Linked DNA regions of Homo sapiens: region 2 is linked to region 1. A link is an interaction called in ENCODE POLR2A ChIA-PET data of the cell type or tissue named here. Cell type or tissue: PC-9. All regions are shown on one strand. Links, peaks and the distances in the headings refer to the core of each region. The heading gives the core; the rest is flanking DNA.

Region 1 (2,913 bases), core at 295-2,794:
GTTCGAGACCAGCCTGACCAACATGGAGAACCCTCGTCTCTACTAAAAACACAAAATTAGCCAGCCGTGGTGGCATATGCCTGTAATCCCAGCTATTCGGGAGGCTGAGGCAGGAGAATCGCTTGAACCTGGGAGGCGGAGGTTGCGTTGAGCCAAGATCGCACTATTGTACTCCAGCCTGGGCAACAAGAGCGAAACTCTGTCTCAAAAAAAAAAAAAAAAAAAAGTTGAAGTCACCTGTGCTTCACTCCAACTCCTTTCCTCCCAGTACAGAAACAATGCCCTAAAGAAAAACAGTCGTACTGAACAGTTACTGCACCCACCTTTACAAGAATTACAGTCATGGGGTCACATAATGACACGGACATGTTGAGGAATGTCTCCATAGGCAATCTTGTCATTGTATGAACATCATGGAGTTTGATACAGTTTGGATGTTTGTCCCCTCCAAATCTCATGTTGAAATGTGATCCTTCTTGAGCCCAGGAGGTTGGGGCTGCAGTGAGCCATGTTTGTGCCACTGCACTCCAGCCTGGGAGACAGAGTGAGACTGTCTCAAAAAAAAAAAAAAAAAAAAAAAAGAGGAAAGAGGCCAGGTGCGGTGGCTCACGTCTGTAATCCCAGCACTTTGGGAGCTGAGGTGGGCAGATCACGAGGTCAGGAGATCGAGACCATCCTGGCTAACACGGTGAAACCCCGTCTCTACTAAAAATACAAAAAATTAGCTGGGCGTGGTGGCGGACACCTGTAGTCTCAGCTACTTGAGAGGCTGAGGCAGGAGAATGGCGTGAACCTGGGAGGTGGAGCTGGCAGTGAGCTGAGATAGCGCCACTGCAGTCTGGCCTGGGTGAAAGAGTGAGACTCCGTCTCAAAAAAAAAAGAGAAAAAAGAAAAAGAATAAAACAAAAATAAAGAAGAAAGAGGAAGGAAGGAAGGAAGGGGAAACGAAGGAAGGAAGCCAGGCAGGCAGACAGGTGATCCGCAGTGTTGGATGTGGGACCTAGTGGGAGGTCTTTTTGGTCACAAGGGTAGATCCCTCATGAATGGCTTAGTGACATTTCCATGGTAAAGTGAGTTCTCCTTCTATTCATGAGATTGCTGATCGTTTAAAAGAGCACGGCACTGCTATCCTCTCTCGGTCTGGCTTCCTTCCTGTCTCACCATGGAATGCCTGCTCCCCTTCCCCTTCAACTATGATTGGAAACTTTCCGAGGCCCTCCCAGAAACAAATGCTAGTGTCATGCTTCTGGTACAGTCTGCAGAACTGTGAGCCAAATAAACCTCTTTATAAATTACCCAGACTCAGGTATTCCTCTATAGCAATGCAAACTGACCTAGACAAGGGAACTTAGATAAACCTAGATGGGTCTGGGCATGGTGGTTCATTCCCAGCACTTTGGGAGGCCAAGGCGGGTGGATCACGAGGTCAGGAGTTCGAGAGCAGCCTGGCCAACATGGTGAAACACTGTCTGTACTAAAAATACAAAAATTAGCCGGGCATGGTGGTGCGCACCTGTAATACCAGCTACTCAGGAGGCTGAGGCAGGAGAATCACTTGAACCCAGGAGGCGGAGGTTGCAATGAGCCGAGATCCTGCCATTGCACTCCAGCCTGGGCAACAGAGTGAGACTCCATCTCAAAAAAAAAACCTAGATGGTATGGCTACTACACGTGTAGGCTATGTGGTATAGCCCAGCAGTCCCCAACCTTTTTGGCACCAGGGACCTGAATGATGGAAGACAATTTTTCCATGGACGTAAGGAGGGTGGATGGTTCTGGGATGAAATTGTTCCACCTCAGATCATCAGGCATTAGTTAGATTCTCATAAGGAATGGGCAACCTCGATCCCTCACATGCACAGTTCACAATAGGGTTGAGCTGCTATGAGAATCTAATGCTGTTGCTGATCTGAGAGGAGGCAGAGCTCAGGCTGTAGGTAATGCTCACCCATCACTCACCTCCTGCTGTGTGGCCTGGTCCCTGACAGGCCACAAGGCCAGGGAGGGGTGGGGGTGGGGACCCCTGCTATATAAAGCCTACTGCTCCTAGGCTACCAACCCGGACAGTGTGTAACTGTCTGAATACTGTAGGCAATTGCAACACAATGCTAAGTATTTGTTTTGTTGTTTTTACCTTCATCTTCTTTGTGATGTTACAATGGTAGGTATTTGGATATCTATACATATCAAAACATAGAAAAGGTACTGGGTGTAGTGGCTCACACATGTAATCCCAGAACTTTGGAAGGCTGAGGCAGGAAGTTCAAGACTAGCTTGGGCAATGTGGTGAGACCTCTTCTCTACCAAAGGAAAAAAAAAAAGCTAAAAAGCTACTTCATATAAATTTCCTTTCATTTCCCTTTTTATTTTTCCCATTTACTTTTTTTTTTTTTTTTTTTTTTTTTGAGACGGAGTTTCACTCTTGTTCCCCAGGCTGGAGTGCAGTGGCACGATCTCGGCTAACTGCAACCACCACCTCTCGGGTTTAAGCGATTCTTCTGCCTCAGCCTTCCGAGTAGCTGGGATTACAGGCACCTGCCACCATGCCCGACTAATTTTTATTTTTTTTCAAACAGGGTCTGGGCCAGGCACAGTGGCTCACGCCTGTAATCCCAGCACTTTGGGAACCGAGGCGGGTGAATCACCTGAGGTCAAGAGTTCAAGACCAGCCTGGCTAAAATGGAGAAAACTCGTCTCTACTAAAACTACAAAAATTATCTGGGCATGGTGGCAGGCACCTGTAATCCCAGCTACTCAGTTGTCTGAGGCAGAATAATCTTGTGAACCTGGGAGGTGGAGGCTGCAGTGAGCTGAGATCACACCACTGCACTCCAGCCTGGGCGACAGAGCGAGACTCCGTTTCAAAAAATAAAATTACATGATATAAATAAAAAGAAAAAAATAAACAGTCTG
Region 2 (2,913 bases), core at 263-2,762, 400 kb before region 1:
GGCTGGTCTCAAACTCTTGACCTCAAGTGATCCGTCCTCCTCAGCCTCCCAAAGTGCTGGGATTACAGGCATGAGCCACCATGCCCGGCCTCAATTTTTTTTTTTTTTAGACAAGGTTTGGCTCCGTTGTACAGGCTGGAGTGCAGTGATGCAATCTCAGCTCATGGCAGCCTTGAACGCTTAGGCAAAAGTGATCTTCCCACCTCAGCCTCCTGAGTAGCTGGGATCACAGATGTGTGCCACCACACCTGGCTAATTTTTACATTATTTGTAGAGGTGGGGTTTCACCTGTTGCCCAGGCTGGTCTGGAACTCTTGGGTTCAAGCAATCCTCCTGCCTTGGCTGCCCAAAGTTCCGGAATTACAGGCGTGAGCCATCATTCCCAGCCTCTCAATATATATATTTTTATTTTATTATGATGATGATGATTATTTTTTGTGACAAAGTCTCACTCTGTCGCCCACGCTGATGCACAGTGGCTCAATCTCGGCTCACTGCAGACTCTGCCTCCTGGGTTCAAGTGAGTCTCCTGCCTCAGACTCCTGAGTAACTGGGATTACAGGCATGTGCCACCATGCCCAGCTAATTTTTGTACTATTAGTAGAGATGGGGTTTGACCATGTCGGCCAGGCTGGTCTCGAACTCCTGACCTCAAGTGACTCGCCCGCCTCAGCTGCCCAAAGTTCTAGGATTACAGGCATGAGCCACTGTGCCTGGCCACTGCCACTAATTTTACATTATGGTGAGTTGTATGATTATTTCAATATACAACTACAGTATAATAATAATAGAAATAAAGTGCACAATAAATGTGATGCGCTTGGCCAGGCGCGGTGGCTCATGCCTGTAGTCCCAGCACTTTGGGAGGCCGAGGTGGACGGATCATGAGGTCAAGAGATCGGGACCAACCTGGACAACATGGTGAAACCTCGTCTCTACTAAAAATACAAAAATTAGCTGGGCGTGGTGGCATATGCCTGTAGTCCCAGCTACTCGGAAGCTGAGGCAGGAGAATCGCTTGAACCTGGGAGGCAGAAGTTGCAGTGAGCCAAGATTGCGCCATTGCACTCCAGCCTGGTGACACAGCAAGACTCCATCTCAAAAAAAAAAAAAAAAAAAAAAAAAGTGATACGCTTGAATCATCCCGAAACCATCCACTTGACACTCCATCCATGGAAAAATTGTCTTCCACGAAACCGGTTTCTGGCGTCAAAAACGTTAGGATCTGCTGCCTCAGGACACCCTTCTGTGTCTCCGTTTCCTCATTTGTAATATGAGAATTATCTTAGTCCTGAATTCATAACCCCATGCTCTTAAAAGTGTGGTTTCCGCCGGGCGCAGTGTCTCACGCCTGTAATCCCAGCACTTTGGGAGGTCGAGGCGGGCGGATCACGAGGTCAGGAGATCGAGACCATCCTGGCTAACACAGTGAAACCCCGTCTCTACTAAAAATACAAAAAATTAGCCGGGCGTGGTGGCGGGCGCCTGTAGTCCCAGCTACTCGGGAGGCTGAGGCAGGAGAATGGCGTGAACCTGGGAAGTGGGGAGCTTGCAGTGAGCCGAGATCATGCCACTGCACTCCAGCCTGGGCGACAGTGCGAGACTCCATCTCAAAAAAAAAAAAAAAAGAAAGAAAGAAACTGTGGTTTCTGGGCTGGGCGTGGTGCTCCAGGCTGGAGTGCAATGACACAATCTTGGCTCACTGCAACCTCTGCCTCCTGGGTTCAAGCGATTCTCCTGCCTCAGCCTTCTCAGTAGCTGGGATTACAGGCACCCGCCACCATGCCCGGCTAATTTTTATATTTTTAATAGAGACAGGGTTTCATCATGTTGGCCAGGCTGGTCTCAAACTCCTGACCTCAGGTGATCCACCCGCCTCGACCTCCCAAAGTGCTGGGATTACAGGTGTGAACCACTGTGTCCAGCCAATCCCAGCACTTCGAGAGTCTGACGCATTTGGGTCCCTTGAGTCCAAGAGTTTGAGACCAGCCCGGGCAACATTGTGAGGTCTCATCTCTACAAAAAATACAAAAATTAGCTGAGCATGGTGGTACACACCTGTAGTCCCAGCTACTTAGGAGGCTGAGGTGGGAGGATCATTTGAACCCGGGAATTCAAGGCTGCAGTGAGCTATGTTGCCACCACTACAATCCAGCCTGGGCAACATAGCCAGACCCTGTCTCTGAAAAAAAGAAAAAAAAAAAAGTCTGGTTTCTGAACCAGCAGGATCAATGTCACCTGGGAACTGGTTGGAAATGCAGATTCTTAGATATGTTCCATACCTGTTGAGTCAGGAGCTCTGCAGGTAGGACACAAAGATATGTGTTTTGTTTGTTTGTTTTTGAGACAGAGTCTCACTCTGTTGCCCAGGCTGAAGTGCAGTGGCGCCATCTCAGCTCACTGCAACCTCCACCTCCCAGGTTCAAGCAATTCTCCTGCCTCAGCCTCCCAAGGAGCTGGGGCTACAGACATGAGCCACCACACCCGGCTAATTTTTTGTATTTTTAGTAGAGGCGGGGTTTCACCATGTTGGCCAGGCTGGTCTCGAACTCCGGACCTCAGGTAATCCTCCTGCCATGGCCTCCCAAAGTGCTGGGATTACAGGCGTGAGCCACCGCGCCTGGCCTGATTTCTGTTTTAACAAGCCTACCCAAAGATTCTGAAGCTCACTCACATTTGAGAACCATTACCCTGGGTTGTTGGGAGAATCAAATACATTACAGAGATATAAAATGCTTTGAGCAGCTGAGGGCTGTGGCTCATATCTGTAATCCCAGCACTTTGGGAGGCTGAGACAGGCGGATCACCTGAGGCCAGGAGTTCGAGACCAGCCTGGCCAACGTGGTAAAACCCCGTCTCTACTGAAAATACAAAAATTAGCCAGGTGTGGTGGTGGGCGCCTGTAATCCCAAC

The links. Peaks named below come from ENCODE experiments on the same cell type or tissue, not always from the same donor. Only the 100,000 strongest peaks of a DNase experiment are listed, where the experiment ranks them.
Region 2: POLR2A ChIA-PET joins it to region 1 with 10 read pairs; 2 of 35 experiments call an interaction of 5 or more read pairs at or near these places.

Annotation. Positions count from the first base shown.
Region 1 is chr19:14,421,562-14,424,474 of GRCh38, forward strand. No RefSeq gene overlaps it. Among named protein-coding and RNA genes, the nearest start is that of DDX39A, 3.7 kb to the left of the region's middle. In PC-9, for the core only: no CTCF peak of the experiment used is centred there; no DNase peak of the experiment used is centred there.
Region 2 is chr19:14,024,720-14,027,632 of GRCh38, forward strand. No RefSeq gene overlaps it. Among named protein-coding and RNA genes, the nearest start is that of RLN3, 2.0 kb to the right of the region's middle. In PC-9, for the core only: no CTCF peak of the experiment used is centred there; a DNase peak (open chromatin) is centred at 1,202; H3K4me3 peaks cover 336 bases; H3K27ac peaks cover 1,878 bases.